Linked DNA regions of Homo sapiens: all the other regions are linked to region 4. The links are chromatin loops, found by intact Hi-C in ENCODE. Cell type or tissue: heart right ventricle. All regions are shown on one strand.

The links. A loop is a pair of places that touch in the nucleus more often than their neighbours do. Peaks named below come from ENCODE experiments on the same cell type or tissue, not always from the same donor. Only the 100,000 strongest peaks of a DNase experiment are listed, where the experiment ranks them.
Region 1: it touches region 4 in a loop (10-fold over the local background); 106 of 110 quality-filtered maps call a loop at or near these places.
Region 2: it touches region 4 in a loop (4-fold over the local background); 35 of 110 quality-filtered maps call a loop at or near these places.
Region 3: it touches region 4 in a loop (6-fold over the local background); 50 of 110 quality-filtered maps call a loop at or near these places.
Region 5: a loop joins it to region 4, with 2.3 times the contacts of the local background. A loop is called at or near these places in 9 of 110 quality-filtered maps.
Region 6: a loop joins it to region 4, with 4 times the contacts of the local background. A loop is called at or near these places in 61 of 110 quality-filtered maps.
Region 7: it touches region 4 in a loop (8-fold over the local background); 71 of 110 quality-filtered maps call a loop at or near these places.

What each region holds. Positions count from the first base shown.
Region 1 is chr6:11,142,214-11,146,213 of GRCh38, reverse strand. No RefSeq gene overlaps it. Among named protein-coding and RNA genes, the nearest start is that of ERVFRD-1, 32 kb to the right of the region's middle. RefSeq lists an enhancer at 1,740-1,789. In heart right ventricle, a CTCF peak has its summit at 1,682 (motif pointing left); DNase peaks (open chromatin) are centred at 1,653 and 2,293.
Region 2 is chr6:11,574,090-11,578,089 of GRCh38, reverse strand. TMEM170B (transmembrane protein 170B) reads right to left here. Exons shown (of 3, transcript NM_001100829.3): 3 at 1-2,659. The coding sequence ends at 2,529. Among named protein-coding and RNA genes, the nearest start is that of TMEM170B, 38 kb to the right of the region's middle. In heart right ventricle, CTCF peaks have their summits at 2,157 and 2,362 (motif pointing right); a DNase peak (open chromatin) is centred at 2,367.
Region 3 is chr6:10,952,939-10,956,938 of GRCh38, reverse strand. It overlaps SYCP2L (synaptonemal complex protein 2 like), which reads right to left. Exons shown (of 30, transcript NM_001040274.3): 24 at 1,722-1,823; 25 at 697-803. It overlaps LOC101928191 (a long non-coding RNA gene), which reads left to right and starts at 2,850. Exons shown (of 3, transcript NR_125851.1): 1 at 2,850-2,894. RefSeq lists enhancers at 2,302-2,351, 2,109-2,403. In heart right ventricle, CTCF peaks have their summits at 2,029 and 2,230 (motif pointing left); a DNase peak (open chromatin) is centred at 2,228.
Region 4 is chr6:11,494,255-11,498,254 of GRCh38, reverse strand. All of the region lies in intron 3 of LOC105374928 (a long non-coding RNA gene), which reads right to left. Among named protein-coding and RNA genes, the nearest start is that of TMEM170B, 41 kb to the left of the region's middle. In heart right ventricle, CTCF peaks have their summits at 1,637 and 1,837 (motif pointing right); a DNase peak (open chromatin) is centred at 1,844; H3K27ac peaks cover 569 bases.
Region 5 is chr6:11,362,981-11,366,980 of GRCh38, reverse strand. It overlaps a transcript of NEDD9 not described here. Among named protein-coding and RNA genes, the nearest start is that of NEDD9, 130 kb to the right of the region's middle. RefSeq lists a silencer at 1,571-1,865. In heart right ventricle, no CTCF peak of the experiment used is centred here; DNase peaks (open chromatin) are centred at 1,199 and 1,910; H3K27ac peaks cover 3,415 bases.
Region 6 is chr6:11,240,060-11,244,059 of GRCh38, reverse strand. It overlaps a transcript of NEDD9 not described here. Among named protein-coding and RNA genes, the nearest start is that of NEDD9, 9.4 kb to the right of the region's middle. In heart right ventricle, a CTCF peak has its summit at 2,215; a DNase peak (open chromatin) is centred at 2,179.
Region 7 is chr6:11,171,075-11,175,074 of GRCh38, reverse strand. No RefSeq gene overlaps it. Among named protein-coding and RNA genes, the nearest start is that of NEDD9, 60 kb to the left of the region's middle. RefSeq lists an enhancer at 2,225-2,519. In heart right ventricle, CTCF peaks have their summits at 2,178 and 2,384 (motif pointing left); a DNase peak (open chromatin) is centred at 2,384; H3K4me3 peaks cover 387 bases.

The DNA of each region.
Region 1 (4,000 bases), 350 kb after region 4:
CATATCTCCCTCTCCCTAAGAGCCTGAAGGGTCCTCCACAATCCAGAAAACTTAGCAACAGCCTGCGCTCTTCAGGTTGTCAGCGCTGTCACTGAGATGCTCGTCATCCGGCCCTATGGGGTCCACCTTACTGCTCAAAGCATCACTCCCTGGGTCCAAGGTGGCCACAGAAAACATGGCTACAGTTTCCAAAGCCAGAGCTTAGCATTCAGATACCGAGTATCCGCAAGCCACCCTCATTAGAGACCTACCACCTTCCAGACTATGTGGACACGGGGTGCAGGTTTCTACTATTAACCCCTGGGAATCCAACCACATTGCTCACAGGCCACTTGCTCTTGTTAAATGCACCTTTCCTCCAAACCCTGTGCAAGTCCTCCTTGCTGGACAATCCAGATTTAGAACCCCAGTGAGCCCAAACCTGTTGAGTCCGTATGGAGTGAGGGAAAGCCAGTGCTACACCAATACTCTCTCATTAGTTTATCCAGCCAGGTATGCTCATATAAATTAGGGTTTCATCTTGTGTTTGCATTTGAATATGCGTTCATTTTCCTTTGTGCTGAATGACATACAGTGATTTGAATGCTTTAAGTATCTCCCCTTCTCTAAGCAACAAGGCAGAAGCCCAGGGTTTGCACTTATCACATCCATGGCCAAGAAATTGCACTTCAATTTCTTTACCCGTGAAGTAAGGATAAGACTTTTCCTTCCTTCCTTACCCCTCACAGAGCTGTGAAGTTCAATGAAGGCAGTATACGCGAAAGGAGTTTGCAAATGAGAGGTACTTCAACACAAAGCTTTACTATTTTAGGCCGGGCACAGTGGCTCACGCCTGTAATCCCAGCACTTTGCAAGGCCGAGGCAGGCAGATCACCTGAGGTCAGGAGTTCGAGACCAGCCTGGCCAATATGGTGAAACCTCATCTCTACTAAAAATACAAAAATTAGCCAGGAGTGGTGGCTCATGCCTATAGTCCCAGCTACTCTGGAGGCTGGGGCAGGAGAATCACTTGAACCTGGGAGGTGGAGGTTGCAGTGAGCCAGGATCACACCACTGTACTCCAGCCTGGGCACAGAACAAGACTCCGTCTCAAAACAAAATTAAAAAAAAAAAATAAACTTTATTATTTTCAAAACATCTCACCAAAGGTAGGGTTTCTCTGACTCCAACAAATAAATATGTGAGCCTTTGAATCAATCATCCTCTCCTCACTCATTTTCTGAAATGATTTGCTTTCTGGAGTTCTACACAGGGAGATAAAATTCAAATGCTATTTGGGAGCGCTCCTTTTCTCTCCAACTTCAAGCCTTCATCAGTAGGTGTCAGAGAGACTGTAAATATTGTCCCCTGACTTGGCTTTAGAGGGAGAAAAAAGATGCCCCTGTGTGGCCAGAACAATCCTGGTTTGTATCTGTTGTCCTGGCCCAATGATGTATAGTCCACTCTCCTCCCATTCACTCTCAAGTGCTCCAGTTTGATCAACAGCTTCTATGCTCGCCCCAGCCGCTTTAGGTAAAGAAGGCTAGGTAAAATGCCTATGACACAAAACAGGGTGCCACATAATTACCAAACAAATTTCCATCCAGTGACACCCTTCTAAAGGAGCACACCCCTGACCAGACCGGAATAGAAGGCGTCCTCACCTGCCAACTCTTGAAAACTGTCGCCACCTCGTGGTCACAAGCTGCTGTTCCAGCAGCACTGGACAGGATCCTTTGACCTTTGCAGAAGAGATGAAGGAGTGAAATGGACACAGAAGATGCAGAATTAGGGGGCTTGAAAAATATGTATCTCATTAACATACACTTTTGTGTTTGCTGATTAAAGAAAATCGCCACTTTCAGGAGATTCTCATTAGGCAGGAATAAGGCATCTTTTATATTTTACACTCTCAGATTCCAATAAAAAGATTGCAGGCTAAAATGTTATTTTGATATAAGTTCTACTTTATATTGAAATATTGTTTAATTAATTCAACATAGTGGGAATGGTGGCACTTAATTTAAAAAAATCCACCAACAAATGTTCAATTCTTGTCTGGGATCAGGCCACTGAGGGAAAGGAAGACTTCTCTGTGACAGTTTGTCTTTCCAGACAAACTCTTTGTCTGGAAAGGGGGCTGTGTTCAAAGAACACTTCCCTGAGAAAGTGATTTGTGTGCTGAAATTGAAAGAAGGACTGGAAGATAAGGAGAGAGAAGGCAAGTTTGTGAGTGAGGGGCACGGCCAGTGGAAGGATCCAGTGAGTAGGGTGGGGATGTCTGAGTGAGGACAGCATGTTTGCGCAACTGAACGATGACTCATGTGGCCATGAGCATGTAGAGTAAGAGGATGACGAGGCAGCAAATGAAGCCGTGCAGCATGTCACCGGCATGTCGAAGCTTTTCTACCTTTTTTCTAGGAGCAATGGGAACCTATTCACATGTTCTAAGCAAGAAGACAAATTTGAGTTGTGAAAAGCTCATTCTCGGTAACGATAAGAGAAAATACTAAAGATGGGCTGTAGTGATTTGAAACAGCCACTACTGCAGTGGCCCAAGTGAGCATTATCATGGTAGGGAATAACCGATATATGCTGGGCACACTTCTAGATGCTTTGTGTATTGACTCATTTAAGCCTTACAAAAGCCCTATGAGATAGGTACTACTATTAATACCCATTTTACAGATGAAAAAAGAGGCATACAGAAGTCTAATTTCACAGACCACAATTTATGTCTAATTTTATGACCACTACATTACCTGGCCTACAGACAGTAATAAGAAAATGGAAGAAAGTATATGGTTTCAAGAGCTACTTCAGAAGAAAAATCAACAAGACCTGATGATGTGCTGGATATAGGACATCAGAGAGTATCAAGAATGATACCCAGGCTGACGACTTAAGCCACTGGATAGGGACACTGGAGGAACACCAGGTTTGGAGAAAGTCATAAGCTTGACCTTGCAGATGCTGAGTTTAACCAGTGTTTAACTGACTGAGAAGGCAGTTGGCTCAAGAGATAGAAATATGGAGCCAGGCACAGTGGCTCCTGCCTGTAATCCCGGCACTTCGGGAGGCCAAGGTGGGTGGATCACCTGAGGTCAGGATTTCAAGACCAGCCTGGCCAACATGGTAAAACCCCATCTCTACTAAAAATACAAATATTAGCTGGGCGTGGTGGTGCAGCCTGTAGTCCCAGCTATTTGGGAGGCTGAGGCAGGAGAATTGCTTGAACCCGGGAGGCGGAGGTTGCAGTCAGCTGAGATTATGCCACCGTACTCCAGCCTGAACAAAAGAGCGAGACTGTCTCAAAAAAAAAAAAAAAAGAAGAAGAAGAAGAAGAAAGAAGGAGAGGGAGAAGATGAAGAAGAAGAAGAGGAGGAGGAGGAGGAAGAGGAAGAGGAAGAAGAAGAAGAAGAAGGTTTCTACACTTAAAAAGATGAATAAGGAGAAGGGAGGGGGACAGTGAAGTTACTGATTTCTTACTATATATTAATATGCTTGATGGGTATTTTAAAAATTAATCCTATGAGATAGATATTATCATTCCCATTTAGCAGACCAGGAAACAGGGAGGTTAAATAAATTTCCAACTGTCAAGTTATAGCATTTGGATGGGATCTCAGTTCTTCTGACTGAGATCCTAAGATCTGGATTGGCCATTTCCACTGGTCTTACGCGCACCTGGGATTATGCCCAAACTGTCCCCTCAAATACATTCCACCCCAGTGTCCAGCAGTGATTCACCATTGACTAATCCTTGTCTTTCACTTCCTGTATCTAACCAATTATCAAAACCTGTCAAATTGACTCCCATCAGTATCTCTTCAATTTGTCCCCACTACCACCAGCCTTGCAGACTCATGTCATCTTTTGCATAAACTACTGCAATAGCCTCCTGTTGGCACAATTTCTTCGAAAGTCGGATCCAAGCAACATCACTCTACAATATATGTCAGTTGAACACTTGCTCTTCAAGTTTTTTCTTTATTTTGCTTCTAGCACCTTACTATCCTTC
Region 2 (4,000 bases), 80 kb before region 4:
CCAAGTAGACTGTATTCATATATAGCAGCTCTCTATATACCTATATAATGATATATACGTGTGTGTATATATATCATTAAACATTTCTTGTGTCTATAGGAAAGCTACTAACTTTTTAAAAATTTCAGCATATAAATAGCTATTAAGACAATTCACAAACTCAAACTATTCAACTGCATCTCAAAACATCAAAAGAGAGACAGTTGCACAAAATCTCAATGGAAATAACTGAAAACAGCAAAGAAACCAAAAATAACCCCTAAAATTAAAAGTATACACATACACACACAATTGATAATGTAAAGCAACTTGATAATAACTGCAGGACACTCTACAAACTAATTATTAACCGTTCAATTATACTTTCATTCTAGAGTAAAAACAATAGTTTAAATCTCTTTGGTCCACACATTAGTACATTTAATGTATCCAAGTTATTTTCTTGTTAATTTTGGATTATGAATCATGCTCCATATTACTTTACCATAACTTTCTTAAATCATAAAATAAACATATGTTAAAATAAGTATTCATTCTGGAGATCTGAAACAATTTCCACATGCTATTGGTAATTCCTCTGGAAGAATACGAATGCTTTAAATTATTGACAGAATAGCCAAAGTAAAAGAAGAACACAATTCAAGTCTGGCAGAAAAGAAAAAATCAGATTGACTTGGAAAAGTTATGCCTAAATTTAATTTGTAAAAACATCAGGAATATAAAGAACACATGAAAACAATTTCAGGCCTGTACATAATAAAAATAATCAATTTTAAGATTTACTTCAAAGATCCATGCATAGTTGCTTATTATTTTTTTAAAACAAATTTCCAAGCCAGTGTTAGTAAATCTCCCAAATTGGCTTCCATACTGAGAAAAGTACTGCCTCTCCAACTTCTCATTGGTAAGTTGTGGATATACTCTGCTTCTGGATAGAGAAAAAGTGGTATGGGTAACAAAGTTCTTAAATTTGAATGTAATATAACAAAGGCCTACTTTTATAGCAAATTGGATTAAACAGCAAGGCTACCAGGTTATTTTTGGATTATCCTTAACTTCATATTCTCTGCAATGTCTCCTTTGAGTTAGCACATTATAATTGTATCTGGTGCCAAAAAAAATCTCATTAGGAGACCAGTTCAACCCTACTTCCTATACTCTTACAATTACGTATTGCCAGAACCTCTTAAAATGTTTTATATAAAGGACATTTCCACTTTTGCTATATGCCCTCACAGATTCTTCTACTAAACTTAAATCATAACTTCATATCATAAATCAAGAACTGAACAACTGAATTACTCTAATACACGCTCAGTACTGCATTGATATGCTGAGACTAATTGCCAAATTTTAAAATTATCTACTATATTCCCCAATTTTTACTTAGCAAAATTATGATGTTGCCACATGTCCAAAGTAAAATAGTTCATTACTCTTCCTATATAACTTACTTGTTACTTATTTCTACAAATGAGGTCTTTATTTCCAGAGCCTAATTTAGGCCAGTCTCTAAAAACAGTTAATACTCCAGAATGAAAGACTGTTTATGTTTTGTCAAAAATCAAGATATATGCAACACGTAATACAATCCCACTGAGATACTAGTTATAAAGATGTTTTGTCCATGAGATACAAGGCAAAAACTTTCTTTAGAAGGGTCAAAGAATGCAACATGCATTTCAGACTTTTTTCTTACAAAAATTTTTAAGAAAATCTTCAAATTACATTTTTATGACGCACAAACTACAATCAATGTGTATGACCCTTCAAGTTTCTGAATTTGTATAAACAGAATATGGATGCATGAGAGAAGCTATTAAAAGGGTGTTACTTAAGTTGGTGAAAAGTATGCACCCTATAGAGCTACTCTGAGTTCTTAAAACAGTTGAGCTAGTCTTCAGTTAAGAAGACTTATCTTCCACATCAATTAAATAACAATAATACCTAAACATATTGAAGCCCTAAATCCCAGAAACGCGCAACATTAAAAACCAAATAATTTCTCTCATATTAAACAATTCAGTATTTAGCACTCATACGGGATTTAGTGTTACCGAACAAAAATCTTAGTACATTACCTGAATTCATGTCAAATATGTTCACAGCACTCAGCTACATCTACACTTGCAAATTGTCACATGATCAATGTTAACAAAAAGAAAAGAGTTTGGCACATATATCAATACCTCAAAACGTCCCTGTAACTTAACATAACACTGTTAGGAACGATGATTTCAACACCAATGTTAACCTGATAGGCAGCTAAACAAGGTGCTTTTTCTTGTAACTTTACATAGTGTCTTAATGCACCTTGCCTGAGACAGAGGCACATAAGGTGCAGTGCGGTAGTGCAATCACTTGAACACCAGAGGGCAATCCTTCCACACAGCTCAAGGTCTTCCTTATGCTTTGACCTGCTCAGTCCACATTCTTGCACAATTTCATTTCCACTTGTTAACAATGCCGTTTTCAGGGAATCTGTACATCTGTTTCCTTATGTGAAGTAAGACATTCCCACAGAAACCTCAAAGTGTAGCGAGGATCCTTGAAAAGGAGATGATTAATGTCAGTACAGTCTGTCCAACGCCCCATACCAGCGCTTCCAAAGGGGCCATGTTCTTCCCAGCTACTCTGTAAATGCCCGCTACTGCTGCACCTAAGGAGAAACGGGAGAAAAATGAAGGGATACAGTCACTCGTTTTATAACACACTGCATGCTGCACCTTAAGAGCTCTTTTCATTTCATCAAAACATAAGTCATCATTTTTTTCTCATTTTATCCACTTTCTATGAAAAAGTTTCCCTGTGATTGGTGAAAGTTACAACTTACCATAATACACTTAGCCACTTATTTGAAAAACAGACTTTTCTATTCAACCAAAAGATATATATTTATGGTATATGCTGCATACTTGATAGCAAATATGTTCATAAACAATGAATAATTCATTATTGCAACCTCTCACCTGGGCATTCAATTAACTAGACCTCTTTAGCATTTTTGTAAACATACAGTATAACATACTGATAATTACAAGTGATAATGCAGAAAAATAACATAATTTAATGTAATTTCTAAATTATTAATAAATATTTTAATATTAAAGGTATCTTTTCTGAATAATATGAATTCTTAAATATCATGTAAAATATAATACCTGACTAATCCATCTCACAATCTACCATACAAAATAGTTCTTGCTTTTTAAATAAACCATCCGACTCTAAGTTATTTGGAGACTAGTATCTTGACGTCTAATAAGAATGGAAAATGAACCTGACATCTATTCTAGTGAGGTTCCTTAGGTAATGTACACTTCTGAGAACGGGAGAATCTCAGTGTATGAGGAACCTCAGTGCTCATCTGATTCAACATCTGATCTTCACAGACCATCCATAATGATGTGGTATCTAAGCGGCTAACTTTAAAAGTACATTTAGGAACCATAAAGGAGGAAACATTTAAATTATAATATGCCATCCCACAGATGGAGATGGCCTGAAAACTCTTTTTCTAGAAAAACTGTCTATATATCCTAAAATGGTTAGATAAAAGAACATAAGACAAAGACGAGAAGTTATCTGAAAATACTGAATTGACAATTACAATTAAGACGGAAACCTACTCATGAAAATTAGAATATAATTTTTACTTGTCAACTTAGAAAAAAATTAGCTAAAGATTAATTATTTGTACTTCACTCAAAATCTTCCAAATAAAAGTTATTGTATTGCTCTGTAAGAGATGTAAACAGGAAAAGCAAATTACTAACCTAAGCCAAGGACTTTCATATACATGTTTTAAAATAAAAGGAAATTAAAATAGTGTACTTACCATATACTATGTATTTTGCAGGAACTTTACAAATATTATCATATTTAAATATCATACCACCCCCTCAGTATTATCACCTAATTTAAAGATGAAAAAAACAGAGGTTCAGAGAGGTTCAGTTACTAGCCCCAGGAAATACAGCAAGTACAAGAGCCGGGATTT
Region 3 (4,000 bases), 540 kb after region 4:
GGGAGGATCACTTGAGCCCAAGAGTTCAAGGTTAGAGTGAACTATGATTTCACTGCTGCACTCCAGCCTTGGCAACAGAACAAGATCCTATCTCTAAAAAACTAAAAACAAAAGTGTTATGTATTCAAGGTATACACATGATTGATATACATATAAACTGTGAAATGATTACCACGGGCCAAGCTTGGTGGCTTACACCTGTAATCTCAGCACTTTGGGAGGCCGAGGCAGGTGGATCACTTGAGCCCAGGTGTTTGAGACCAGCCTAGGCAACATAGTGAGACCTCATCTCTACTTAAAAAAAGATTTTTTAATGATTACCACAATCAAGCAAATTAACATATTCATTACTTCACACAGTTACCTTCTTGGGGGGTGGTAGGAATACTTAAGATATACTCTCTTAGCGAATTTCAAGTATACAGTACATTATTACTAACTATAGTCACCATGCTGTATGTTAGGTCTCCAGAACTTATTAACTTGTAACTGAAAGTTTGTATGCCCCATCCAACATCTCCCATTTCCTCTAACCCTGACCCCTGGTAACCACCCTTCTCCTCCCTGTTTCTGAGTTCAACTTTTTTTAGATTTCAATATAAGTGAGACCATGTGGTACTGTCTGGCTTATTTCACTTAGCATAATGTCCTCCAGATTCATAACGCTCTAGTTTTTTAAGTTTTGTGGACTACTACCTCATATTTTCTTTTCCGTTTTTTAGTGAAGTTTTCAAAGGTTGGGAGAATGGCAGAACCGTTCAAGTTCTCTGGCACAACTTCTAGGGATGAAGTGGAAATTCCTTCTGGAAAACAAAAACAAAACATGGAATAAAACTAACAAAGTGTTCAAAGTAGACTTGCTCAATTCATCAGTTGCCCAGAGGATGAGTTATTTGGAAGCACAGATGCGAACCATGGAAGCCCCGCTGACTGCCTGGACATGACCTCGCTCTCTGGAAAGTGCTCATTTCTTCTATATCTTCCCAGCACTTTAAATCGGGGCAACTGACATTTTGTCTAAGAAGCAGGCCAAGGTGTTGTAATAGGTTCTAAGGAGGACATATAGCTAGGGTATTTCTCTGGTGTAACTGCTTCTGGGTGCCAGTCTTCAGAGGGCTTGCAAGGGGTCTGGTGCTGTTCTGAGGGATTTGCAAGCATCAATTAAGTCTCACAAAAATTGTGTGAAGTAGGTACTGTCAGGATTCCCATTTAACAGAGCTTGCATAAGTCTTGCATGCTCATACCAGCAGCTCCTGGATTCAAATCCAGGCTGTCTGGAATCAATGCTTTCAAATCTGTTGCATTGGAGCCCTTTGTTTCAAAATGCATGGTACCATTTGTCCAGAAGGCCAGCCTCAAACATGCAGACATTCCAGATCATTCTTCTTAATCGGTATAGATATTTCTCACACAAAAATTTGGTTGATAACTATCAACCATATCAGAGACCTATAACTTTAGGAACCCTTGGGCCCTGAAAATTCCCAGAAGGAAGAGTTACGAGGAAGAAATAAAAATGCTAGGGGATAATGGCACTTGCTTTTATCTATAATTTGTGCAACAACTTATTTGTCTCCAAAAGCACAAAAGCTTAGTTTTTAGGATTTTGTAGCTACTATGATCTTAAAACTATACCTCCCTTGTGATTCATGTTGTTACATCCTGTGCTGACCCATTTATCCCACTCCTACTTGAACCATTGGCTGGGTGCATGATGTTACCTGGCAACTCTCTTTCTTCTGTTATTGAGAAAGGGGATCCCGGAGCAACCTCTTCTTCCAATCTTGATTGTTGTGACTTAGCAAAACTACCTTCTGGTATGTCTACAGGCAAACAGAGCACATTTCCTTTTGACCCGAAATTATCTTGTTCATTTTTTGGCAGTTAATGTCTTACTGTGAAGAGTACCATCTGAAACTTGTCCCCTGCCTGTTGCTAATGAGTTATCATTCGGTGCATCGACTAGGCACAAACCAAGTATCGAAGCACGATGTCTACTGATACCTGAACATGGGAACAGGCATCCCTTTGATGAGCTCAGTTACATTTAGGAACACTCTGCTTAGCACAGACCCCTCACTAGGCAGAGCGTTCCTAAGTTAAGCAGTAATGGTAGACATCAAAAGCAACGCTTCCAGGGCTCTGAGCTAAATAGCAAGACAGCAAGGTTTCCAGGCAGATGGGCCTTTGGAAGTGCTTCAGCTCACACCCCGGAGCGCGCCATCTGCTGGTGACACGGGCACATCGGCGCTATGCTGAAGGCTACGTCATAAACGAGGCCATCTTGCCTCCTCACAGCTCAAGTGATTTTGAGAGACTCGAACATAGATTCCCATTTCAATTCAGCATAACACTAAATATTTTCTATTCTGATGTTCACTTTTATCCCAGACATGTCTGGTCCTCATCATCTTATCAATGGCACCACCATGGTTCACAGAGCCCTGGCTTTATGCTCAACTCCTCCTTTTCTTTGCTGCCCGCTTCTCCTCCATCCTCAAGGTTCTGCCTATGGAATGAATCCCTCCCTCTCTGAGTTCCTGCCCAAAGCCATCTCCCTAGAGGAAATCGTCAATCCTTCACCTTCAATTGTCACTTCCAAATCTCTCTCTTGCCTGAGCTCTCTCAAGCGGCCAACTTGTGTCTCCAAGTATTTGACATCTTTACTTCAAACCCCACTCGAGTCTATCCCTCCCACTTAAAACCACTCTCTCCCCCGCACTGTACCTTTAGTTGTGACATCATCTGACTTCTCTTTTGTCACATGCCTGTCTAGTTGCTGTTGGTTTTTCTCTCTGAAAGTTCTGGAATTCAATTTCACTAATTCATTCCATGAATATGTGGACGTTACTATGTGCGAGAGGCAGGGCGATGCGGCTGGCAGATAGTGAGAGGTAAAGACGAAGTGACCCTTCCTCCACTCTGCTCCTGATATCCTGGTCTCCTTGTAGTTCCTTGGACATCCCAGGCACGGTCTTACCTCAAGGCCTTTGCACTTGAGACTCCTCTGACCTCTGACCAGAGCACATCCCCATAGATCTGCACCAAGGATTTCTCCATCCATCTAACCTTAAATTTCAATGTAGCCTCCCAACTCTTCACACTCTCTTCCCAGCTTAATTTTCTTCTCAGCCTTTATCACATACAACATACTACATGTTTTACTTGTCCATCATCTGTCTCCCACACTAGAGGGTAAGGCCCAGTGAGGGCAGGCATTTTTTTTCTTCACTACCATATCCCTGACACCTACAGAAGTGTCTGGCACATAGTAGACACTCAATAAACATTTGTTCAACAAATGAATAGATGAATGCTGCAGAATACCCAAGCTCCTACAAATAAAACACCTGATATGCCCAATGGAGATCTCAATACAACAGATAAGAGTTTATTTCAGTTCTCTTATTCTAATTCTCCTAGTGGTGAGGGTAGAGGTAGAGAAACATCACAAGCTTTAGAGACCTAAATAGCCACTACATATTTGCTATAGTGGCCATGCTTTGGGCTATTGCTACAAATTTGCCACTAAGAAAAAAAAAAGTTCCAGAAGGGGCAGAACAGGAAGTAAGGAAAAGAAACTGCCTTTATTAATAGACAAATAGCAATTAATACATTTAACACTTTAAGACAAATAGCAGTTAATATATTTAGCACTTTAAGATCTGATAAAACTACCTTTTGGAGGAATCTATAAATATATGAATTTGGAAAAAAAGAAAATTATAAATGAGAGGTAAGAAATACCAATTGAGAAAGAAAAAGGATGATCTCAAAGCAAAAAGGATTAAACTAGTAATAATAGTAACTAGTAATAACTATTAAGGACAGACCTCATGGGACACCCTAATTAGTATTCTATAATAGTACTTTCATAAACTGAAAAATTCATTAGAGATCACATTCCCATTCTGCAGAACTTAGAAAAGAAACAGCCAGTATCTGGCCTCTCTGTAATAAAAAAAGAAAAGAAACACATTAAGAAATACTCTTATCTGTG
Region 4 (4,000 bases):
AAAGGCTAGAGATGCAGGTCTGTCACCTGTGAAAGGGGAGGGAGAAGGAGGGTTAGTTAGGAAGAGTCTCAAACTGCAGTGCTGTCCTGCAAAAGTCTCAGCCAGCCCAACAGAGAGCTCCAGAGCAAAGGCTGCCTGTTGGAGAAGTTCCATGATGAACAGAAAGGGCCAGGCCCTGGCACGCCCACTGTGCTCATTAGCTGTTAAAGGTCTGCCTAGGAAAAGCATGGCCTCAGCTCAACTGCTGTGGCTAAGCAACCAGAGGCACTGCAACCAAGGCCATCACCTAACTGCACCCTCACAGCTAATCTACAAGTTCTTTCTTGAAGGGAGATCATAATAGCTCCATATCCCCATATTGGAGAGAATTCTCACTCTGCATTCTGCCAAGGAGCTGGTGTGTGTGTGCGTTTGTGTGTGTGTGTGTGTGTGTATGCACACATGTGACAAAGGTTTATTTAACTTATCAATGAATGAAGAAGGAGAAGAAAAATTACTATATATAGTCAATGAACAAAAAGAATGCTGGAATAAGACTGCAAGTGAAGTTGAAACTGGTAAATTATAAAACAACACAACTATAATCTGTAGGATTTATATTTCCTACTGGACAGAAATGAATTGCAACATAATGATCCTCCACAAGTTAACATTAACTTTACAAGAGTCTCACCTTCATCAATAGCAAATAATCAAAGTAACTTTCTTCCTGTAAAACTTCCCAACTGGGGGAACATTTGCCCTCTCCTCACCCCAGAGATATCTGACAATGTCTGGAGACATTTGTGGCTATCGCAACTAAAGGGATGAAGGTGTGCTACTGGTGTCTGGTGGGCAGGGGCCAGGGATACTGCTAAATGACCTATTACGCCCTGAACAGCCCCCACGGCAAAGAATTACCCAGACCAAAATTTCAATAGCGCCAAGACTGAGAATCGTGTACAGATGACACTTTTGACAGCTTATTAGGCAATGCTCTAGTATGACACCGAAAGGGCGTAAGAAGATCTTTAATGTTTCCTTCTGCTTTCACTTAAATGTAAAATTGGGATAATGATATATCGAAGCAACTTCATTTACGGTGAAGGATGATTAAATAAAACAATTGTGGTTGATTGTATTTTTACAAAGATGATGCACAAATATATATCCCATCCCACATGCTCTTCTTCTGACGTGACACTGACATTCCTGTATTGAGGGGTGGAGGCTATGTTCCCTTCCCTTGAACCTGGGTAGACGTTTGCAATTACCTCTATCAACAGAACACAGCAGAAGTGACATTTCCTGACCTCTGAGGCTGGATCATAAAAAGCAACACGGCTTCCTCCTGGCTCTCTTTCTGGGGACACCACCTTGGATGTTCTGAGCCAACATGAAACAAGTCTGGCTATGCTTGAGAAACCCTAAAGAGGGACTACATAGAGACAGAGAGAAGCTCCCACCCCAGCCTGTCCAGTCTTATCAGCTCAGACACCAGACACGGGAGCGAATGAGGCTTTACAATAACCCCAAGTACTGTCTGATTGCGATCTCATGTGAAAGAAGCCTCCAGGCAGAACCACCCGACAGAGCTCCTTCTGAATTCCTGGCCCATAGACACCGTGGGAGATAATAAATGATTTTGTTGTCTTAAGCTTCTATATTTTAAGATGATTTGTTCCATAGCAACAGACACTAAAACAACCATACAAAAATAGTCCTTAGCACCCTGCATGGAAAGTGAGTTAACTGGTCACTCTTGTGGGGTAGTTTTAGTATTTTTAAGTAATATTTATGTAGTATTTTTACTGTTTCCGTGCGCAAGAGGGCACACTGTCCGTTGACAGCCCTCATACATGGAGGTGTAATTTTCTAATCAAAGCACCAGGTGGAGCCAACCCCTAATTTTTCACTGTCCCTTTCAGAGGGTGAACTTGACAAAATGGAAAAAAGGCTTCAGAATCAAACTAGCATGTTTAGGGCGATGTGTTAGAGAATGCTCAGTATTCTAAATTCTCAAATTCTAAAACACAAGGAAGCTTATTTTGATGAATAACTCATCCCTAGGCAGGGTGTACGCACAAAAAACAAGAAAATCCTTTTTTTTCCTTTGTTAAATGCAACAGAGAAGGTTATGCTTTCTTTAAACCCTGAAAAGGAAAAGAGATCTGCCAGCCTATGATTTCTAAACAATACTGTACTTAATTTTTGCCATTATCTAGACACATAGCTAATGCAAGTCTCTGTTTGCTGTTTGCTTCTGACAGTAAGACAATATTTCTGAATACTGATTTATGGGACTCAGATAACATCTGTACCACAATTTTAGCTTAAACATTTTTAGGTTTACATGTTTTCTAGTCCTTTATTTTGTATACACGAATTTAATGCTCTAGTGGCTGTGAAAATGGGCCATGATTCCGATTGCAGGAAATCTGGGAACCAAATCCCTTAAAATGAATTGGGTGAACCAAATACATTGTATCTCCCTCTTGTCAGAGAAATTCAAAGCAGACTCTACCCATCAGCATTCACTGTAACCTGAGCAGGTTGGCAACCCGTCCTTATTATGATGATCTGCCAGTGCCTATGTAACTCCTGAAGGCTGATGCCTCTACCCTGAGATGGCTCAAGGATGGTTAGGGCAATAGAGCAGTGGTCTTGAGAATAAAGATGGTTTTGTGATCCGCTTATCTGATTAGAGGTTTATACTATAAAGTCAAGGCTTCATAGCCTGGTAGGGGATAAATCAAATGTCAGAAAGGATGGAGGCAGCTTGAACTCTGAAGAGCTGATTTTCTGAGGGTATCCTACAACTTTGACTCCACCCATACCCTAGCTGACCTGTCATCTTGCTAATTAACCACAAGAACTGAGGGAGAAAGTAAGGTGTGATCAGCTCAAGTAAGGCGTGATCAGCTCAAACCCTATCTATCTTATGCTGGGACTAACACAAAAGAAAGCCAAACACAATTATATGGTAAATCAGTAGAATCATGTTCCTACCTAACGTGTGTCTGTCAGGGATGAGACTGATTCCCATGCTTAACTTATGGCCCTGTCTCATCACTTTGTGCTCATAGAATGTATACGTGACATATTTTTCTTTGACACACTAGTACTGGCAAAGGCTGTCTTCTTTGGCTTAACCACAAATTGTGGAGCATGAGAGCCTCAGAACATCTCCAATCTCTCCCAGCTAGTTTCGGAAATTCCCAGGGACAATTGTGCACATGCTCTCGAGAAGTTCCCCTGGATCCTCAAAACAGCCTTGTGAATCCACAGTAGCTATGGTGACAAGCCTGCTGCAACTCTTTAGAGGGTACTTGGCTGGGTCCCACAGTCACTGATACTGACAGCAGGATTTTCGGGTCACTACTAAGCACTTCCCACAAATGGCCATGACCTCATTCCATGCACTTGGTAGCCTGTCAGTGCAGTGGCTAGAGTGTGATGAGGTAGGCAGGGAGGCAGCCTCTGTCCCTGTGACTATTATCCTCCATTGCTAGGCTGTCTTCTTGGGGCTCATCTCCTTAGGGTCCTTTATCATGTCTATGAGGGCCTGTTCAGGCATACAGCAGTATGAGCAGCCATTCGTACTACCCAGTCTCTCCAAAAATGACGAAAAACCATGTTTTGTGGCCCAGATCTGTATACTCTACCTGGGGATGACTTCTTCCTCATAAGGCATTCACTCCTCAGGCAAATAACATACCATGGTAAGCCCACCCTATTGCCCTTGCACCTCCGATGCACCCACATTAGCAGGCTCAGCCCATGCTAGTTCCCAAACTGACCTTGGATTGTTCAAGCAACTTTAAACCCAAACCTACAAAGCTGGTGTGCAGCTCACAGTTTGATGACTATGTAAATTACATCCTGAAATGTCTCTACTAAACATGTGACTGGACACATCTGAATTTACAATGGGCACACGGCATCTTGGTTTCATAGGTGAAAGACTCTGAATAAGTACCTTTTTGGCAATAGTTCAATCTGAAGTGGATTAAGGCAAGAT
Region 5 (4,000 bases), 130 kb after region 4:
CTAGGTAACAACATTGGATCAAAATATTAACAGCCAAGATTTAGATATTATTTTACAATTAACACAGCACATTGACTCATATTATTTCACTTTCACAGTGGTCCTGGGGCATGTTTATTGTATCTCCCACTCTACAGATAGTGAAACTGAGGAGATCACGGTGGGAAAGATGACGTAACTCACATGAAGTTGGGCAACTGATCAGATGACACAGCTAGGACTGAAGCCTGGGTCCCCTAAGTCATTTGCTTAGAGCTCATTCAATGACGAGGCAACTCCTTGCTGTGCATCCTTTCAGCACACGTTGTTGGTGTGAAGACGCTGGTTTTCATCAGACTAAAATGCATCTTACTTCAAGATAGGCAGTTTCTGTTTTGGTTTCCACCTCTCATACATTGCTTTTAAAGTGCCAACCTCTAATGGCTATCCCATGAGAAAATCTACTGTAAGTATGAAGTGACCCTTTGGTACTACCAGTTTTTCATCCTAAATCCCTTTTCTTTCTTCTTTCTTTTCCTTTCTCTCTTTCTTTCTTTTTTCTTTCTTTCTTCCTTTCTTTTTCTTTTTTCTTTCTTCTTTTATTTCTCTCTCTCTCTGTCTTGCTCCCCCTTTCTTTCTTTCTTCATTTCTTTCTTTCTTTCTCTCTGTCTTTCTCCTTTCTTTCTTTCTCTTTCTTTCTTTCTTTCCTTCCTTCCTTCCTTCCTTCCTTCTTTCTCAGACTCTCACTCTGTCACCCACGCACAATCTCGGCTCACTGCAACCTCTGCCTCCCAGGTTCAAGTGATTCTCCTGCTTCAGCCTGCTGAGTAGCTGGGGTTACAGGCACATGCCACCACACCCGGTTACTTTTTGTAGTTTTAATAGAGACTGGGTTTCACCTTGTTGGTCAGGCTGGTCTCAAACTCCTGACCTCATGATCTGCCCACCTTGGCCTCCCAAAGTGCTGGGATTACAGGTGTGAGCCACCACGCCCAGCCTCTTTCTTTTTTTGACTGTGTCTCTTGCTCTGTCACTCAGGCTGGAGTGCAGTAGCACAATCTCGGCTCACGGCAACCTCTGCCTCCTGGGCTCAAGTGATTCTCCAGCCTCAGCCCCCCGAGTAGTTGGGTCTACAGATGCATGCCATCACATCCACCTAATTTTTGTATTTTTAGTAGAGACAGGGTTTCACCATGTTGGCCAGGCTAGTCTTGAATTCCTGAGCTCAAAGTGATCCGCCCACCTCGGCCTCCCAAAGTGCTGGGATTACAGGCGTGAGCCACTGCGCCCGGCCCCATTTTATTTTCTTTCTTCTTTTTCTTGGCATTTGTTATGATCAAGCCTTTTTTTTAAGTACTGAATATCCATGGACTCCTTCCAGTTTTACCTCATCAAAATGTGCTTGCAGGGAAGGATTTGGTCTTGTTGATTTCAATTAATGTAACTCCAAGCCACCACTCTTCTGCTATTCACCTTTTAATCTATATTTCTTACTATACATAAGAAGCTTTGCTTCTCTACTTATTTCAAGGAGTGTAGGGTGAAGATGAGGTTTTTAAATCACGGTATCTTTCTTCAGTCCTTTCCTCCAAATTCTACACGTAGATGTACTGTGCTTCAGCCAACTTATCTCTAACTAGGACATTCAGATCTACTAACTAAGCTATGACTTATTATAGGCAGGCGGTCAGCAGGAAGAGCTGTTTTTTTTTGAAAGTAGGACAAGAATAGGTCTATGGAATGTTGGGGTCACTTGGTTTCCTCAATGGAAAGAAACGGGATGTTTCTGCATTAACTAGAACACTTGAAAGGTAGGGAGGGGTGAGGGTGATTGAGAAATGATTTCAACAAACAGAACATTAAGTACTCTGTTTGTCAGACAGCGTGTTCCCATCTGGGGGGTGAGTGGCAGAAAACATAGTCGCCATCATGAGAAGAGCTCCCCTAAATCTGCCCACCCACCTCCAACTCTTGCTCCAGTCAGTTTTTCTGAATGCCCAGCCTGCTACACTGACCCTCACCGCTCTTACCCCGGTGCCAGGGTGAGAGAGGCCAGGGATCAGGTAAGGAAAGAGGAGAGGAAATGCAGAGGCTCCATTTGGCTTATAAAGGAACTGTACCATAATAGTTATTATTGTTTAAAAAAATAGCATGACATCCATTCTATTTCTCTCCCTCTTCTTCAAAGATATTTCAGCCTCAGGGACTTTCTGCTTGTTAGTGGGATGGCGAAAAATGCATGATAGATTTCTAGTTAGTAGGTAGAAGGGACGGGAGATTACATCCTAATACAGTAGAGTAACTATGTTTTATTGAGCACTTAATATGTACTGAGTGAACACACCTGCTTTGATTCACAACCACTTAATGAGGGAACTTTGGAGCCTCCTTAAGGGTTACAAGCAAAAGCTGTGGAGTCAGCTTGCCTGGGTTCAAATCCTAGTTGTGCCATGTACCTGCTGTGTGGCCTTGGTATAGTTACTTAACCTCTCCATGAATCAGCTTCCTCACCTTAAAATGGAGATAATTATAATGTCACACACCTTTGGGGGGAATTCCCAAGGCCACCCCCAGGTTCAATGACTCATTAGGAGGACCCACAGGATTCATCATAGAGACATGCCCACAGCTAAGTTCTATTACCTCAAAGACAAATCAGAATCAGCAAAGGGGAAAGCAACAGAAGAAACCAGACATGAGCTACCAAGAGTCCTCTCCTAGGGGAGTCACACAGGACATACTTAACTCCTCCAGCAACGAGTTATGACAGGTATGAAATGTTGTCTACTAGGGAAGCTCAGTAGATACTTAGTGCCAGAGTTTTGATTTGGAGCTGGTCACTTAGACACCCTCTGTCTGGCATGTACACAAATTCCAGACTCCCAGAAGGAAAGCAGGTGTTCAGCATAAACCATGTTGTTTGCACACACAGTTAAGTCACAGTGAGCCACTCATATCACGGACCAGCAGGAACCCCTCACATGTTCCCAGATGCCAGCCAAGGGCCAGCCTTGCAAGCAGGATTGAGACAGCAGTCTCAGACCTGCTATGTGAACTCTTTACTGCTTGCTACCTTTTGATTGTTGTGAGATTACATAAGGTAATATATATATCTGTTGCTTACAACAGTGCCTAATTTGTGGGAAGCCCTACAGATTTTTTTAGCCCTTACTATTATGCAGAAAAAAAAATACTCAGGTTTAGAATGACTACACAGTCAAAATGGAACAAACTGGAATCTGAATTCACATATCCCCAAAAAAGGTTCATGCATCTATTCACATCACCCTAACATGAGCAAAGTAGCATCCTTCTTCAAACCGTAACTGGGGATGTTGTTGGTGGGTCCCTCCCTTTTCAGGTTCAGAGAAGATGGAGCCTTTCATTCCAGTTGTGTTCTGAAGACAGAGCTTCTTGGAGCTATAAGCACCATTAGGTTGCTTCTTTCTCAGGTTAAACCACTCAGAGTGCATTTATGGTCTGGTACTTAATGCCCCACATGAGCATATTTCAGACTTCCCCCCCATTCCATGAGGCTTGCTTTGTTGATGTCCTTCATTTTTCAGGATACGTATCCACAAATCCATAAGAATTTTCTTCCATAAGATCTAGATAGTGAATCATCTCGCCGTAATTGAAATCATCCCATTGTAAACCATTTTTAGGCTTAAAAAAAATCTGACAAAGAAATTTCTCCCACCTACTTCTCCCAATGCAAAGTAGTTAATCAATCTCTTTAATCATGGGATTACCTCTATCTTATCTTTCACCAGGTTTTCTGGTCTTTGGTTATGTCAGTGGGCAGGGCAGCAGAGTGTCCAATAGCTAGCTGTGAATGCTAAGCAACTGTAGTAGATGCCAAATCAGTTGCACCACCAAAGTCTATGCATTGAAATGAAGTCATTGACTGCAACCAATTTAGATATCTTTTAGTATTTTTTTTTTCAAAGACGGATTTCAAAATGGGAACAGGGCTAGAAGAATCCTTTCAATTTTAAGTTAAAAATTATGCATCATCAAT
Region 6 (4,000 bases), 250 kb after region 4:
CCCACCCACATGGTGGAGGGTATCTACTTTACTCAAAGTCTACTGATTTAAATGTTATCTCCTCTTTAAAACACCTTCACAGCAACGTCTAGACTAGTGTTTGATCAAATATCTGGGTAGCATGCATGGCCTATCCAGGTTGACACATAAAATTAATCATCCCAATATTTGACTATAAGGAGCTTATGACATGCCTCTGGAATATTTAGGTGCAGTAGAAAATGAGGGCTTGGAACTCAGAACACAGGTTGGGAGATGTGATTGTCATCAGAGTAGACGTCATTGGAGAGCATGAGATAGATAAGGGAGAAAATACACAAGGAAAAGGAGCTGAGAATGGAACCTTGAAGAAAGGCTCCTGAAAAGAAGACTGAAACACATTGGCAAGAGAAGTAGAAGAACCAGAAGAGCCCACTGCTTTGGAAACCGAAGGAGTTGATTTCATAACAGGGGAAATAACAAGGAGTTTCAGGAGTTGAGGGGAGATCATAGAGTTGGCAGGCAGAGAAGAGTCCCCGGCTTGGACAATGGAGGCTGGGGGTTCCCCTGGAGCAGGACTCCTCAAAATGTGTTCTGCAGACCTGCACCAGGCCACACACTGGACAGGCCCACCAACAGGTAGGTGCAGAAATTGAGAGCTAGTGCTTAGAAGCTCTGACAGCCATTAGACAAGAGTGATTTTTTATCAGCTGAATTCAATTATCATCATGATCATCATCATCATCATCAAGGCTTGTATTTTGCCAGTCTTTTTCATTTCTTTTTTCTAGTAATTTCAACACTACTCCTATTCTATGCATCAATGGCTTTGATGGTTATTGATGGAACAGGGGTCAGAAGCAGATGCCTGGAGGACTGAGCAGGAGGCCAGGATGCTGGACCACCCACTCTCTGGTCATGGCAAGTGAAAGATAGAGGGCACTTGGTCAGTGTTGGGGAAGGAGAGGTGGCAAAGGGAAGATCCTGAAGACCCAGAGAATGTTGTTTGTGGCTCATATTTGCTCATCCACAGTAACAAAATGTAAAAATCTGGAGTATTTTGATAGCTCACTCAGCAGCACAGCCTGATTGGAGTTGGCCTGAGTGATATGTATTCTTTTACCCACTTGGCATGACTCTTTGTAGATTCAATTGCTGAAACATGCATGCCTTTGCTCATGGGACACAGCCATGGATTTCACTGGGAGTGTCTTGTAATATGTGGTATATGCTCTAAATCTCTTTCTAAAATCTGAAATATTCTGAATTCCACAAGCTCATCTGGCCTCCAGGTTTTTGAACAAGGAACTGTGAATCTGTTTTTAGGGTGAGGAAGGCCAGAACTTACTTGCAGAGAGCAGGGTGGGAAAGATTAGGGGGCACATCAGAGAGGGGATGGTTAGGGAGCTGAGTCCCAGAGTGGGCTTGAGAGGAGAGAAAAAAAATGCACAGAGCTGTCTGGATAAAAAGGAAAGACAGTTTTTTTTTTTTGCCTGGTGACCAGAACTGCACAGGTGATGACTTTTGAAAATGTAGAGTGATTTTAAGATGGCAAAATGAAAACTGGGGGAAGACATGGCCTCTATCAGCTAGGGCCAGGAGGGCACAGCCTTTCTTCTTGTCACTACTCTCCACCCCTCCTAAGACCAGAAGCTCCAAAAGCAGGTTAGAGCATGAATCAGGAGAACTGCATGCCCTGGGTTCAAGAACACCCTTGCAACACTCCCTTGTCTACATCGTCAAGTCTGAAATCACAGGGTGCCAGGCCTTCAGCAAGTTAAGAGAACTTATACTTAGTGCCTGTAAAGCTCAGGGGTACCAGTGAGCGAGACTTCAAGTCTTGTGCATGCTCATTGCCAGACCCCCTTTGGCTTTTTGTATAAAGAAGAGAGCTGCTCTTTATTTCCGGGCTCAGTGGGCAGAAAGGAATGCTCCGTCCATACTCCGTTCGGCAAGTCAAGGGTGGACACTGGTGTCTTTATCACCACCCAGTCCTCGGCCCACACTGGCAAGGCATTCCTCTAGCAGACAAAATAAAAGATTGCTGATAGCTGGAGCACTTTGTTTGCTTTCTAAAACGAGTCAAACTCTTCAAAAGCTTGGCTTGAACCGTGCAGGGTGTGCTGTGTTCCCGCCACATTCCTCTCACCCGCCTCTCCACCAGGCCTTGTATTATCCGGATTCCTTTCATGCGCTCACGAGCGCCAGCTGGCGGCTGCTTGGGCTGGCCGGACAGGCCAGAGGCTCTGGGCCCGGGGCCTGCTGGACATTGGCCGGCCTCAGCTGATGAGGGCAGCGGGGCACGGGAGGGAGGCCTTCTTGGAGGGCTGGGTCAGCTGGGCTCTTTTAAGGCACAAGGGGGAGAAAATGCATCTCCAACCCCTGAAGAAATGAGGTACCCTGGGCATTACTAGTGGCCATTTGGTGTTTAAAACACTCCCTTCTCCCCCATTGTGTACTGTCCCTACCTCCGCCCCCGGAGCTATGCTGGATGGCTGGTGTGGAAGATGGCTTCCGGAGGCCAGTGTGCGCTGGAGAATGGCAAAGCTCGGAAGTAGATTGGAAACAGAAAATCCAGCCCATCTAGGAAGCTAGGGCACACAATCCATAAGCCTTTTCTGCTTAGTCCAACTAGACAATAGCAAGACGTGGAGAGGGGAAGAGGGCTACAAAGTCGCATCATATCACATGATGTCATGCCATGGCAAGTAGGAAAGATCATGTCTTATACCACATGACATCACATAGAAAGTGTATGCCAGAGAAGTCAGGAAGACTTTTCAAATGTAAGAACATATAGAGGAAGCACAAAGGTTAGCAAGAAGAAGACCTGATGCCTTTGCTCCCCTTCATTTAATAGGTAGTATGCACCAAGATGATTGTGTTTGGGCAGTGCCTCCGGAAAGAGGAGACGGCCACTCTCATTTCAGCCATGAGAGTCCATTCCTGTTTATTTGATGTTGGCAGATCACTTCAACCTTTGTAAAAATCCACAGTGTGAAGTTTCTATCAGCAGAAAAGATTTCCATGACAGTTTCATATAACAAGTTGTTTATTTGGACAAACTAAAGCATGTAATAACAGAACACCTCACGGCTAGAGAAAACAGGAGAGAGAGGCTTTGCCAGGCAGCCTGCACAATTTTACTATTAAACTCCTTTTGTTCCACTGAACTCTATGCCTTTACCTAGCTGGGGACACATAAATAGTAGAAATGTGAACCTTGCACAATTATGGAGATAAGCCTAAATCTTTATGCATTTCTAATTTTTCTTATCACTTCACCTTTAAGTTAATTCATCCAAGTCTTTCATGTAAAGAAAATGCTAAAATGGAGCGTCACAATTGCTTGTCACATTTCACTAGAGTCGAGTGAATTTATTTAACACCTAATTTAATCTGTCAACGTTTTTCAATTCTTTGAAGAAAAAAAGGTAGTAATTAAGTATTCCAAAGTTATAATAACACTAAACATCAAAACTTCACAATCGCACAGTTTTTTAAACATCAAGTTAAGATATTAGCCATAGTCACTCCACTTAAGGTGGTCTGGCTAGGTTTTTAGTAGCACGGTAGTGACACGGTTTTACGTGTTCTATTTCATGGTTTATCAAGAACTAAGAGGGGCCTAAGACATCCCATTTTAGCGCTTCACCCTTGGGATAATTAAAAGCCACCTCAAAGAGATGGAAGGAAGCAGGAAGAGGGCTCAGTAGGAGTGGTGGTTGTAAGGGGCTGTACAGTGACAGCCTGCTCAAGCTCAGCTAAGTGGTAAGAGGCACCAGGTCCTCGTCAAGTCTTCACAGTGTGGAGACCCACCGCGTCGCTGTAACCTAGAAGATCTAGAGAAACTGCTTCCATTCTCTGCTGCCTAGCGCCCCACCCACCCCAGGCAGCTTGTCCTTGAGAGCGAAATGAGTTAGGAGGGAACCAAATGAGAAGAAATTCAGGGATCACGAGTCAAGGAGCTTTTTTAGAAGACACTACCCTCCACCTCCATCTGCAGAAACAAATTTCTTTT
Region 7 (4,000 bases), 320 kb after region 4:
GCAAGACCCTAGTTCACAGCAGCCTGAACTCCTGGGCTCAAGCAATCCTCCCATCTCAGCCTCCCAAGTAGCTAGGATTACAGGTGTATGACACTATGCCCAGCTAATTTTTTTTTTTTTTTTTTTTTTTTTTGGAGAGACAGATATCTGTGTTGCCCAGGCTTGTCTCAAACTCCTAGCTTTGAGAGATCCTCCACCCTCAGCCTCCCAAAATGTTGGGCTTATAAGTGTGAGCCACTGCACCTGGCCTAATTAAAGAATTTTAAACAGCTATATGACACCATCATATTTTTGCTCTGAAAATAGCTCCCTGGCTGCAGTGTGGAGAGTGGTGAAGAGGGGCCATGTGGATCCTGGCAGTTCAGTTAGGAGGGCATTGAATCAGTTCTAGGAGAAGCAGTGAAGATACGTTGGATTAGAATGGAGGAGTGGAGATGGGGAGATGCAGATAGGTTCCAGGGACGTGGGAGGGCAAGTCCGTAGGAAAAGTGATGAACAGCACCTGGTGCATGATGATGAGGAGCCCGGGGAAGGGCTTCTTGGCTGGGCATCTGGATGGATGTGGATCCATTCATGAGCTAGGATGTGCCAACGCTATTTCCATCTCCATGGAACCAGCCTGGGGTGCAATCCACACTTACTGCACTCCCCCTCCCTGGCACTGAGCAAAGCGCATGAGGGAGGAGCAACATTGGGCAAGAACCTCCAGACTCTTATCTGGAGGAGGCTAAGTTAAGCCCACTTTACTTCCTCCTAGGGCGTGGATGTGTAGGCACATGCTTATTTTATGGTTGGGAAAAAAGAAGGAAAAGAAAAGAGAAAAACAGCCTTGAAATAGTTCTAGGCCAGGCACGGTGGCTCACGCCTATAATCCCAGCACTTTGGGAGGCCAAGGCGGGGGGATCATGAGGTCAGGAGTTCAAGACCAGCCTGGCTAACATAGTGAAATCTGTCTCTACTAAAAATACAAAAATTAGCCAGGCATGGTGGCGGGAGCTTGTAGTCCCAGCTACTCAGGAGGCTGAGGCAGGAGGATCGCTTGAACCTGGGAGACGAAGGTTGCAGTGAGCCAAGATCGCACCACTGCACTCCAGCCTGGGCAACAGAGTGAGACTCAGAAAAAAAAAAAAAAAAAAAAAGAACGAACGAACGAAGGAAAGAAGAAAAGAAAGAAAAAAAGAGAGAAAGAAAAGAAAGAAAGAAAGAAAGAAAAAGGAAAAGAAAGAAGGAAGGAAAGAAACAAAGAAAGAAAGAAAAGGTTTTAATGAGTAGAGGCCAGCCTGCAGGGGGAGAAACCTCTACAAGGGCAACTGAAAAGCTTCAGCACACTGACTGACCTTCATCTCAGACTCAACTATTACCAATCTCTAAAGCAAATTCCTCTGCAGCCTGGGAGGGGGCATTGAGGGGCAGGAACCACCACCATACCTCACAGCATGATTTAAGTCATCTCCCAACAACTATAATTAAGAAAACTGAGTTAACAAAAAGGGCACCTTACTTTGTCTCCTAACTGTCAATTTTCCAGAGAGACAAGAGTCAGCAGGGAATGATGTTAAATGAAAACATACCCCTAATTTTCTCTGGCCTGCCTGGCAGTCAGGAGACCACCAGACACCAGACATTGTCTATCCCCCACACAGCCCCTCACCCAGTCATCATCCAAGCGCAGTTTATGAGCCTTCTTTATGACCCAGGCAGCCTAACGGGTTTTTTTTTCAGAACCATCTGGGCCCTTTGTGACTTAAATTCCTATTAAAGAAGTTGAAGTCTCCAAGAACAATGGTTGTGAATGAGACATTTTAAACAGTGGTCAGAGAAGTAACTTATTTCAGCCTTGCCCAATGTTAAAATATCAAGACAAAGGGCTGGTGTGGGTGTATTTTTAGAATGATGTAAAGATGTAAATGGACAACTTAGTGAAGGCTGTCCTTGCCCTTGGGCAATTATTTCTACCTCTCTGTCTAGACATCCAGTCTACACTGGAAAGGACCTACGATTTGACAAAAGAAGGTTTTGGATAAATAATGGGTCCCCCAATCCTGTTTGCAAAAGAAAAATCAACAAGCAAGAAAACAAAAGATCTGCAAAGAGCACTGAGAAGGGGACATGTAGGGACCTGTATGCAGAGGAGAGCGCTCTAGAGAAAAGTTACTAGGTCCTCTGCCCCTTGCAAAGGGGAGTGAACTTGTGGGTGTTTACACGTACCAGGTGGCTTCCCGTTGAAAGGGGGCCCCCAGAAATCCTTTAGAGCGCTGACAGTGCAAATAGCTAGCACCTATTCAGCTCAGGCAACAAGGTCTTTGGGCACCACCTAGGATGTTTTGAAGCCCCTCACGCAGCGACCAGCATTTTGCAGATCTAAGGCTGTGTTCGCCTCGCACGGCGCCCCCTTGTGGTCTGATGGGAAATGAAAGGTGGAGGACAATTGGTTTTTACAACCGATTTCATCTCTAACGTGCCTGGGAAATAGGAATGCTAGTGCAGACCTGATTCGCTGTTGTGAAAATAAGCATTCAAAATAATTCTTAAGCGCTCCACAACCACGTAGCAGTACGATTACTTCCTTGCTGCACATCTCCCTAGCCTCTTGTATATTTCAGACACAGGGCATCTTGGACCATGAGTTCATCTTTCCCATCTCACTACCTAACTAACACAAAGAGTTCAATTCATGTTTGTTGACTGGCTAACTGAACCCAAAGGAATGAATCCACCTCCAAGCTCCTCCACCCCCATCCCACATTGGAGGATCCTTTTTTTTTTTTTTTAAACGGAGTCTGCCTCAGACACTCAAGACTGGACTGCAGTGGAGCTGTGTCCGGAATTGGTGGGTTCTTGGTCTCACTGACTTCAAAAATGAAGCCGCGGATCCTCGCGGTGAGTGTTACAGTTCTTAAAGGCAGCGTGTCTGGAATTTGTTCCTTCTGATGTTCGGATGTGTTCAGAGCTTCTTCCCTCTGGTGGGGTTTGTGGTCTCACTGGCGCATGAGTGAAGCTGTGGACCTTCGCAGTGAGTGTTACAGCTCTTAAGGCTGCCCGTCTGGAGTTGCTCGTTCCTCCCAGTAGGTTCGTGGTCTTGCTGGTTTCAGGAGTGAAGCTGCAGACCTTCACAGTGAGTGTTATAGCTCATAAAGGCAGTGTGGACCCAAAGACTGAGCAGTAGCAAACTTCACTGCAAAAAGCAAAAGAACAAAGCTTCCACAGCGTGGAAAGACACCCGTACAGAAAAGTACCCGAGCGGGTTACCACTGCTGGTGCAGGCAGCCTGCTTTTATTCTCTTATCTGGCCACACCCACATCCTGCTGATTGGTCCATTTTACAGAGAGCCGAGTGGTCTGTTTTGACAGGGCGCTGATTGGTGCGTTTACAATCCCTGAGCTAGACACAAAGGTTCTCCACCTCCCCACTAGATTAGCTAGATACAGAGTGTGGACACAAAGGTTCTCCAAGTCCCCACAAGAGTAGCTAGATACAGAGTGCCGATTGGTGTATTTACAATCCCTTAGCTAGACATAAAGGTTCTCCAAGTCCCGCCCAGACTCAGGAGCCCAGCTGGCGTCACCCAGTGGATCCCGCACGGGGCCGCAGGTGGAGCTACCTGCCAGTCCCGTGCGGTGTGCGCGCACTCCTCAGCCCTTGGGTGGTCGATGGGACTGGGCGCCGTGGAGCAGGGGCGCCGCTCGTCGGGGAGGCTCGGCCGCACAGGAGCTCACGGGCGTGGGGGAGAGGCTCAGGCATGGCAGGCTGCAGGTCCCGAGCCCTGCCCCGCAGGGAGGCAGCTAAGGCCCGGCGAGAAATCGAGAACAGCGCCGGTGGGCCAGCACTGCTGGGGGACCCAGCACACCCTCCGCAGCCGCTGGCCCGGGTGCTGAGCCCCTCATTGCCCGGGGCTGGCAGGCCGCTCCGAGTGCGGGGCCCACCGAGCCCACACCCACCCGGAACTCACGCTGGCCCGCAAGCACCGCGCGCAGCCCCGGTTCCCGCCCGCCCCTCTCC